2 separate regions of the Homo sapiens genome follow, and region 1 is linked to region 2. Evidence: chromatin contacts called from ENCODE Hi-C data. All regions are on one chromosome and are shown on one strand. The core of a region is the stretch at or near the end of the contact, and the rest is flanking DNA. Distances in the headings are between cores, read along the strand shown. Region 1 overlaps IL12RB2 (interleukin 12 receptor subunit beta 2). Region 2 overlaps PDE4B (phosphodiesterase 4B).

What was found. Hi-C counts contacts between places; a loop is a spot of excess contacts on that map. Pooled maps may share reads with other maps.
Region 1: a loop to region 2 is called in a pooled map, with 10 times the contacts of the local background. The contact joins two enhancer-like sites. A Hi-C loop is called at or near these places in 10 of 37 single-sample maps with no recorded cell type and 13 of 50 pooled maps.

The regions. Positions count from the first base shown.
Region 1 is chr1:67,335,496-67,340,683 of GRCh38, forward strand. It overlaps IL12RB2 (interleukin 12 receptor subunit beta 2), which reads left to right. Exons shown (of 17, transcript NM_001374259.2): 9 at 3,129-3,208. Among named protein-coding and RNA genes, the nearest start is that of IL12RB2, 30 kb to the left of the region's middle. RefSeq lists an enhancer at 3,411-3,490. Within about 2 kb of position 3,261, at least 4 of the 41 ENCODE cell types and tissues checked have a DNase peak (open chromatin) inside an H3K27ac peak, as active enhancers do.
Region 2 is chr1:66,368,832-66,374,208 of GRCh38, forward strand. It overlaps PDE4B (phosphodiesterase 4B), which reads left to right. Exons shown (of 17, transcript NM_002600.4): 16 at 1-138; 17 at 3,482-5,377. The coding sequence ends at 3,847. Among named protein-coding and RNA genes, the nearest start is that of SGIP1, 160 kb to the right of the region's middle. RefSeq lists enhancers at 3,990-4,079, 4,450-4,499. Within about 2 kb of position 2,545, at least 14 of the 41 ENCODE cell types and tissues checked have a DNase peak (open chromatin) inside an H3K27ac peak, as active enhancers do.

The DNA.
Region 1 (5,188 bases), core at 2,011-4,510, 970 kb after region 2:
TGGTGGCTTCTTCCACTTTAACCCTACAGTTTTTTCCTTTACAGACAAAGTATTTTCATCTGACTTCCATTTCTCATATTTGTATGCTTAGTCATTTGTACCCATTTCTTTTGAAATCACTTGAACATACTGGCCTTTGGCTTTTTTTTTCTCATGTGCCTATAATAGTTTTATCTGTATTTGGCTAGATAACATTGAGGTTAGAACTTTTAGTGACTCTGTGACAGTTGAATGTCAAAGATTCTCCTCCCTATTAGCCCTTGTGTTGCTTTAAGCAGCAGTGATTTTACACCCCTGGTCATGAAATGTTACACTTTTTAGAGACTCATGCAGATTCAACTAATGATTTCTCTCCCATGAAGGTATACATTGCAGGTAGGCACCATTAACATTTCAGTTTACTTGCAATTTACCTTGTGAAAAGAATATAATTCTAGAATTTGATTCTTAGCTCTGTAATAATCTGTTAGGTTGTGGATTTTTAATGAGTCAGTGAGTGTCCCCTTTAGATTTCTTACCAATATGTAATTAACTGAAGACATGTACTGCTGTGGTACAAGTCAACTGGCTTTGACACTGAGCACACCCGGGTTTCCAAACCCTGATTTTACAAATGTCTGGATTATCTAGTTTGTGGAGTAGTCAGGTCTTGGTCAATGTAGTGAACTGTAATGGGAAAAGCAGGGTCTTCGGGGAAAGCAAGACCTGGGTCCAGTCCTCAGCTTTGCCATTTACCAGACCCAGGTCTTTTGTAAATCATTTAACTTTTGCCAGCCTCCTTGTCCTCAGCTGTAAAGCAGATGTAATCATATGCACCCTTGCGTTGTGTGAGGGTTAAACGAGATGATGTATATAGTGTCCGGACACCACCTGACAGTAGGTGGTTAGTGAACGTCATATCCCCTTTCCTTTGTTGCCTGTGCTTTTTTTCTTTTTGCATCTAAGCTAGCAGATAGAAGTCCCAGGTTTGATTCCTGGGCCACTCTTCATATTCCTGGAGAATTAAGAGCATTTTCAAAATGTTTTACATAAGTGTTGCTTACCTCTAAGTCCTCACTGCAAAGGTAAATACTACTGCAAAGGAGAGAAAAGAAAAGAAGTGAATGTTTAGAAAAAAACAAAAAAGAAAGTAGAGCAAGAAAGGCAGGAAAAGGAAGTAATGAAGGAGAGGATAGAACAAAAAGAAGGCCCAACTGATGGGGGATGGAAGTATCGCAGAGAAACCATTAGCTTTCTCAGAGCCAGGCACCTGCACGGTGCAGAGCCAAGGCTATGGGCTCTGGGATAAAACGGATTTGTGTTCAAAGCCTGGCATCTCTGATGATTAGTTCTGGGACCTTAAGCAAGTTCCTTAACCTTTCAGCACTTCAGTTTTCAAATGCGGGAAACAGCAAGAGCTACACTTGCTGAGCACTCACCATGTGTCAGCACGCTCCACTGAAATTCCCACTCCACCCTGTGTGATATGTGGAATTATCACCCTCATCTGACAGATGAGGGAGCTAGCCGAAGGATGTGGTTAGCATTTGTTCAAAGTCACAGAGCTGGGCTTACCCCGCAGACCTGGCTCTGAAGCTCACACTGACTACTGCAGGAGGAGGGGAGATGGAGCTGTGGATGGGCCCACACAGCACCTGCCCTCTACATGTGGGTACTTACGCTCCCTTTCTTTCTCTTTTGCTCTTCTCTTATCTCCTGTTATCCAGGTGGTGGGACTTAATTTTCTAGAAATTTCCATCTGGTTAGATGGAACTTTCTAACCTAGGAAAAAACCCCAGCGCAGCCTCCCCTCAAATACACTCTAAGTTTCACTGTTGAGGAAATTAGCTTGGTGCAGCTGAAGCCTGTTTTCAGGAGTTGTTTCTGCTGGTTCCACTCCTGGCTGTAAATCAAAACAAATCTAAGTGACTTGATGGTAGAGGAAACAAAATGACTTCACTCACTCACGTGAGCATGAACTCATGCACACACACACTCACACTTACACATACAGGAGTTGATTATTTAGTCTCTTTGCAAGTATGTTTGGTTGAAATTAAGTTGGGCCATATTTGACCATTGTCTTACAGATTGGTGGTTATTTATTTAATCAGTTCAGCCTGTGTTTTGGCATTAAATAGATAATATCACATGATTTGTTCATTCATTACTTAACAATTATTAGGAGCCTATTATATTCTAAGTGCTGCGCTGGGTATGTGGCATATTAAATGAGATAGGACTTCCCTTTAAGTACATCATTGTCTAATGATCACACACCAAATAATTGTACTATACCATGATAAGTCTAGGAATGGAGATGAACACAAGGTTTGTCATTTATATTAGTGTATTTTTACAAGACCAAAAAGTGTTTTTCTATATGAGTTGTATCTTCTCTGTTGAGAATTCTTTCTGCATTCTAGTAAAAAAAAAAAAAAAAGAAAAGAAAAGAAAAGAAAAGAACCACATATACTTTATTTTTATTTTTTTGCTCTGTCTTATGGTGCTAAAGCCACATGTACTTTCCTTGGGTTATTTTAATAACACATGTTTTAAGAGTAAGTTAAGGCCGGGTGCAGTGGCTCATGCCTATGTAATCCCGGCACTTTGGGAGGCCAAGGTGGGTGGATCTCTTGAGCTCAGGAGTTCAAGACCAGCCGGGGCAACATGATGAAAGCCTGTCTGTATAAAAAATACAGAAATTAGCCAGGCGTGGTGGTACGCACCTGTAGTCCCAGCTATGTGGGAGGCTGAGGCAGGAGGATTGCTTGAGCCTGGGAGGTGGAGGTTGCAGTGAGCTGAGATCGTGCCACTGCATCACTGCATTCCAGCCGAGGCAACAGAGCAAGATCCTGTCTCAAAAAAAAAAAAAAAAAAAAAAAAAAAAAAAAAAAAAGTAAGTTAAGAAACAAATTCCTCATCATTTTTTTTTAAATTTGTTTTTAAGGTAACCTTGTTTTTCTGACTTTTTGGCCAAAGATATATATGTTCATTGTTAAACAAGAAAAAGAAAAAATACTGGGACACACACAAATAATTGAAGTTATCCTCTAATTCTACTCTTCCAGAATTGTTTACTGAATGACCAGTTAACTTTCAAAGTAGTAAATATATGAAAATATGTCTTTTTTTCTCCTTTGAAACAGAGCCTACTGGGATGTTAGATGTCTGGTACATGAAACGGCACATTGACTACAGTAGACAACAGATTTCTCTTTTCTGGAAGGTGAGTTTTAAGCGTCAACTTAAAACTCAAGGGAATAAAACTGAAGGCAGAAAAAGACCTATTTGCATAGTGGCTTTTATATGAAGCTTCAATGATTTTGCTAGAGCTCATTTTCTCACATTCATGACACACCACAGTGTCATGTGCCTTTGGTGGATAGGGGTGAGAGCTGAGTTCCTTCTTCCACACAGTCACATCGTTTCAATCCCACTTCCTATAAGATCAAGGTCTTTTTCCATCCCTGGCATTTCCACCCTCTGACCCCAACTACTTCATCTCTTCTGACTGTTGTCCCCTTTCTGCCCACCCCCACCTCTCCTACATAAATATGCCCAGCAGTAACCATGTCACTTCACTTATTCACTCTTTGGGAAACAAAAGATGAAAAAGCTGTGGATGTGGATATTTAATAATGTTTGTTAAGTCATTGAAGAGGGAGAAGGAGGAAAGAAAGCTGCTCTACTTTAGGAATAGTAATAGTGGTAGAAAATAATACAAACAGGCCAGGTGCAGTGGCTCACGCCTGTAATCCCAGCACTTTGGGAGGCCAAGGCAGGCGGATCACTTGAGGTCAGGGGTTAGAGACCAGCCTGGCCAGCATGGTGAAACCCCGTCTCTACTGAAAATACAAAAATTAGCCGGGCATGGTGGCATGCGCCTGTAATCCCAGCTACTGGGGAGGCTGAGGCACGAGAATCACTTGAACCCGGGAGGCAGGGGTTGCAGTGAGCCAAGATCATGCCACTGCACTCGAGCTTGGGTGACAGAGTGAGACTACGTTTCAAAAAAAAAAAAAAAAGAAAATCATACAAACAGGAATAGAAAGCAGCCCTTCCTCAGGAATGGTAATAAAACAGTAGTAAATTAGACAACTTTCCAGAAAACAGTGAAGCCTGACATTATCATAGAATGCGAAAGTTTCACAAAGCACTGAAAGCTGGCATTACCATTTTATTTAATCCTCACAAAAATCCCCTGAGGTAAGTACTGGTACGCCCACTTACCAGTGAATGAGAAAACGAATGAATGAGTGAATGAAAAAACGAGTATCAGAGAGAGGAAAGAGAGGAAGTTCTTGCCCAAAGTCACCCAGCTACTGAGCACAGACCTGAGACTGAAACCTTATCCAGAACTGCTGCATCGTGACTCATCTTTGTTGAAGGAAAATGCTGTGCGATTCGAATTGAGCTACTGATTGGCATGCTCATAAGAGGTTTCCTGGTGAACTGCACTCTTTATTTCTCAGGACTCACATCCTCTTCACTACACCTCTTCCAGTTGAGGATAGAAAGTTTTGGAATTATGAATCTGAATGAGCACAAAACCAGAAGAGTAAGAATAACAATTATAAAGTCCTCTGATGGGGTTCACATGATGGGTTTTGATCATTGCACACTTCTTCAGTTTTAAGAAATGAGTGATTTCTTCTTCTTTCTCCTCCCTGTCTCTCTCACACACACATAAAACGTCTGGTATAAGAAGAGACTACTATAAATAGCCTGGTGAATCATGATCAGGCTCTTCACTTTGAAACTAACACTGCAGCTCAAAATTTATTTTAAAATGAATCTACTTTCAATAGCAAGACAATTCTCAAAGCAGGACATTTAGAACAGCCATAATTTGTGAATATTATAGAAGAACCCAGCCTAATTATTTCCTTTTCACGAGCAAGTGACTGGTTAAAACCAAAATTCCTCCTCTCATGTAAAGGTTTCTCCTCCAAAAATGTCCTCAACAGTGATCTGGAAAGATATGCTACGTGTTAATCTATTCCACGCCTCTCAACTCAAGGGTTTCTCTCAGTAGAATGAGGGTAATGATACAGGTATCTGCAAAGCTGACAAGACCATTGTGGGGATCAGCAAATGAGAGGACACAAATGTAAAAATCACAAGGGCCACCAGTGTAAAATTCAGCAGTGCTGCATGATGCGTGTTTATCCTGACAGTGAAAGCTCCATGCCTGCGTGCTTTTCAC
Region 2 (5,377 bases), core at 1,295-3,794:
AAGTCCTTGGAATTGTATCGGCAATGGACAGACCGCATCATGGAGGAATTTTTCCAGCAGGGAGACAAAGAGCGGGAGAGGGGAATGGAAATTAGCCCAATGTGTGATAAACACACAGCTTCTGTGGAAAAATCCCAGGTATCTAATATGAGATTTTCAAAGTTTTTGTGAGCTCTGCTGATTATAGAGCTGGAGGGTTCTATTTAATTCCGTTTTTCCAATAGAATATGTATATATGAAACAATAAGGAGACAACTACGCATTTTGTTCCATTATAGTCAGGACTCATGCGACTTCTCCATTACACTCAGTTTCACAGGGTGGGGAAAAGTAGTCATCAGAAACCCATCAAAATTTGGACTATGTGTCCCTAAATCATTTAGATAGTTGTCTCTGATGTTAGCAAATCCAGCTGAATAATATGAACATCAGTGTCTCCTCCATCCCAACCCTCTGGATTTCTCCTAGCTCTGTCTTCATTCAAGAACTCTACTCCTCATCCTTGCTTCCAGCCCTCTGTTTTTATCTTCTGTCCTTAATCAAGCCCACGGTGACCATCACCAGAGGCAGTCTCTTTTACTGCATAGTCAAAGCCCTGTCTTGTCTTCCCTCCCAAGGATGCTTCTATGCTTTTGAGAACATGCTGACATTTTCTGGTTGTGTCCAAAGCAACACATTCTGTGTGTGCTCAGGACAGGGGACAATAGTCTGGAGGGGTGAATACAGAAATGTCCAGATGCCAATAGCTGCAGAATATGCAGCAATGGAAAGTATCAGTATCCATACAAAGATTTTTCAAGAAAACGAATGGGCTGAGCCAAGTAGCTGAGATTGAGAATGAGTTCATAGACTGTCCAAGATCTTTATCCCAAAAACATTTGGATTGTTTATTTTCAGTATTTATCCTCTTTCCCTACTACCTGGATACTCCAAATTTGCATATACTTGTAATATTAATATACAGTTCCTTTGCAATATTTATTTTGTTGCTTCTTAGAGAAACCCAACTAAATGAGTTTAAAAAATCTGTGAAAGGGCTGGGCACAGTGGCTCATGCCTGTAATCCAGCACTTTGGGAGGCTGAGGTGGACGGATCACCTGAGGTCAGGAGTTCAAAACCAGCCTGGCCAACATGGTGAAACCCTGTCTCTACCAAAAACACACAAAAAATTGGTCGAGCATGGTAGTGTGTGCCTGTAGTCCCAGCTACTCGGGAAGCTGAGACAGGAAAATTGCTTGAACCCAGGAGGCGGACGTTGCAGTGAGCTGAGATTGTGCCACTGCATTCCAGCCTGGGCAACAGAGCAAGACTCTATCTCAAAAAAAAAAAAAAAAAAAAAAAAAAAAGAAAGAAATCTGTGAAAGTGCTCTGAAGTCTAATATACTGTAAAAATGCAAGTTAACATTGTTAATGAGGGTTAATTCGAATAGCCCAAAGGCTTAAGTGGAACAAGATATGAATCAGTAAGGAGGAATAACACCCTTTTATTAATAGCAGTGATGTTTTATGTTTATATGATGTTCTGTGGAGCATTTCACACATTTTCCATACATTATCTTACTTGGATCCCCAAACAGCCTTGCAAGATAGATAAAGTAGATATTTCCCCAGCATGTCAGGTGCAAAGCTGTCCTCTTGGTCCACTACAGCAGCTCTCTCATCCAAAGCTCTTCACTCTCCATCTTAGGGACAGGTCTTCCTGTTGCCATGACATCGTTATCCACTCTGGTATTTCCCACCAATGGGCTCTGCTGAACACTGTCTGATTGGCCCAGCAGTAAAGCTCTTTACTGGGTGCTCTCAGGATTCATACAGCTCTCTCGTCCTGTGATCTAGGGAATAAATAACTAGCAGCTACCTTTCAAAAACATTCTCAGCATTTCTTAGCAGAAGCAAAACAAGCGAAGAAAGGAAATGACTGCACTGTGTTCAGCTTATTCAATTTTCTCCATTACCTTGAGCTTGTTATTTTGGGTCCCTGGAAAACACCTTGAAAATAGTCTCTAACATTCATTAAGCACACATAAAGAAGTAAAAGGGAGGGAAAAGGAGTGGGTGGAAGTGAGAGAAATATCTGAATCATGTACGGTTGAGTTTTTGTAACCAGTATAGATCAGAGATTCCCTGACTTTGCTGTGAAACTTCCTTTTTAAGGCTAGGAAAGCACCAGAAAGAAGAAGAATAAGAAAATATATATATATCATACATATATATATACACACATCATACATATATATATATATATATACACACACATCATACTATATATATATATATATATATATATATATATATATATATAATTTTATTTATGAAAGAATCACATATGACCAAAGTTCTTGTGTACAGTACAACTTGGATGTATTAAATGACTGGCCAATTACCAACATGTTAATAAAGGAAAGTTTCCAGTAGTGTGGAAAGAGACCTATATAATGTCCCATGGGTGGGTGCCCTTTGACCATCTACCCCTAAATCCCAATGCAGCATCTCTGTAGCTCCCCAGACCATGGCAGGGGAATTCCCTTCCCTCATTCAACTAGTGCCTGTTCTTTCTCTCTACTTGTCCCCACCCCCAGTGTTTCCTGTTTGTCCAACAATGAGGAGGCCAGCGTAAGGCCACACTGCTAGCTCATGCAGGATGCATAGCCCCTGAGTAAACCATAACAGAGCCATAAGCCTGGTATTTAATCACAGGAACATCAGCAAAAGGAACTGCTTAATTGTTTTTTATTTTCCCTTCTTTCACCTGTTGGAAATGACTGCGTGCTCTGTAGATCCAAAACAATTGCATGGATGTCCACCGAGGGGATATGTGTTTCTTTCAGGGCTCAAAGTATTTTCACGTGTTTCATCAAACTCCTCTACCAGCCAAAAGCATTCCACAGAACTTGAGAAATTCCAGAGTAGTCAGGAGCCAGCTCCTCATCACTTTGGAATAGCAACATATTTTAAAGTTAACAAGGAAAAAATATTGAGTCAAAACACGTTAGACCTGGGCCTGCCTTCTTCAGAAAATGACTCACAGAATCCAAGTAGTGGCAAAGTCATTCTTTGTCTTTGGGTCCCTGGAAATCATGAGGATTCCATCCAGACTTCTTATCTGGCGCACATAAAAGGAAATGCAGTCTGTTGTAGCAAGATGAACACGGGCTTTGGAATCAGATGAAGCTGGGACTGAGTCCCAGCTCCACCAGTCACTAGTTATGTGACCTCTGACAAGATATTTAATCTCAATAAGTCGTAGTTTCTGCCTTTGTAAATAGTAAACAGCAATACTTACCTTCCAGGATTAAGAGAGAATACATCGATTGCATTCAGTGTAAGACCCACTGTATTGTGAGTGCCCAAATCATGGAATCCATTATGATTGATCTTTCTGAAGTTATTAATGTTCTTTCTTTGCATGGAAACCAGGAAACCTTGTTTACTTTTCAAGCACCATCACAATAACAGATGTGTCATCTTATTTTTCTCCAGGTTGGTTTCATCGACTACATTGTCCATCCATTGTGGGAGACATGGGCAGATTTGGTACAGCCTGATGCTCAGGACATTCTCGATACCTTAGAAGATAACAGGAACTGGTATCAGAGCATGATACCTCAAAGTCCCTCACCACCACTGGACGAGCAGAACAGGGACTGCCAGGGTCTGATGGAGAAGTTTCAGTTTGAACTGACTCTCGATGAGGAAGATTCTGAAGGACCTGAGAAGGAGGGAGAGGGACACAGCTATTTCAGCAGCACAAAGACGCTTTGTGTGATTGATCCAGAAAACAGAGATTCCCTGGGAGAGACTGACATAGACATTGCAACAGAAGACAAGTCCCCCGTGGATACATAATCCCCCTCTCCCTGTGGAGATGAACATTCTATCCTTGATGAGCATGCCAGCTATGTGGTAGGGCCAGCCCACCATGGGGGCCAAGACCTGCACAGGACAAGGGCCACCTGGCCTTTCAGTTACTTGAGTTTGGAGTCAGAAAGCAAGACCAGGAAGCAAATAGCAGCTCAGGAAATCCCACGGTTGACTTGCCTTGATGGCAAGCTTGGTGGAGAGGGCTGAAGCTGTTGCTGGGGGCCGATTCTGATCAAGACACATGGCTTGAAAATGGAAGACACAAAACTGAGAGATCATTCTGCACTAAGTTTCGGGAACTTATCCCCGACAGTGACTGAACTCACTGACTAATAACTTCATTTATGAATCTTCTCACTTGTCCCTTTGTCTGCCAACCTGTGTGCCTTTTTTGTAAAACATTTTCATGTCTTTAAAATGCCTGTTGAATACCTGGAGTTTAGTATCAACTTCTACACAGATAAGCTTTCAAAGTTGACAAACTTTTTTGACTCTTTCTGGAAAAGGGAAAGAAAATAGTCTTCCTTCTTTCTTGGGCAATATCCTTCACTTTACTACAGTTACTTTTGCAAACAGACAGAAAGGATACACTTCTAACCACATTTTACTTCCTTCCCCTGTTGTCCAGTCCAACTCCACAGTCACTCTTAAAACTTCTCTCTGTTTGCCTGCCTCCAACAGTACTTTTAACTTTTTGCTGTAAACAGAATAAAATTGAACAAATTAGGGGGTAGAAAGGAGCAGTGGTGTCGTTCACCGTGAGAGTCTGCATAGAACTCAGCAGTGTGCCCTGCTGTGTCTTGGACCCTGCCCCCCACAGGAGTTGTACAGTCCCTGGCCCTGTTCCCTACCTCCTCTCTTCACCCCGTTAGGCTGTTTTCAATGTAATGCTGCCGTCCTTCTCTTGCACTGCCTTCTGCGCTAACACCTCCATTCCTGTTTATAACCGTGTATTTATTACTTAATGTATATAATGTAATGTTTTGTAAGTTATTAATTTATATATCTAACATTGCCTGCCAATGGTGGTGTTAAATTTGTGTAGAAAACTCTGCCTAAGAGTTACGACTTTTTCTTGTAATGTTTTGTATTGTGTATTATATAACCCAAACGTCACTTAGTAGAGACATATGGCCCCCTTGGCAGAGAGGACAGGGGTGGGCTTTTGTTCAAAGGGTCTGCCCTTTCCCTGCCTGAGTTGCTACTTCTGCACAACCCCTTTATGAACCAGTTTTGGAAACAATATTCTCACATTAGATACTAAATGGTTTATACTGAGCTTTTACTTTTGTATAGCTTGATAGGGGCAGGGGGCAATGGGATGTAGTTTTTACCCAGGTTCTATCCAAATCTATGTGGGCATGAGTTGGGTTATAACTGGATCCTACTATCATTGTGGCTTTGGTTCAAAAGGAAACACTACATTTGCTCACAGATGATTCTTCTGAATGCTCCCGAACTACTGACTTTGAAGAGGTAGCCTCCTGCCTGCCATTAAGCAGGAATGTCATGTTC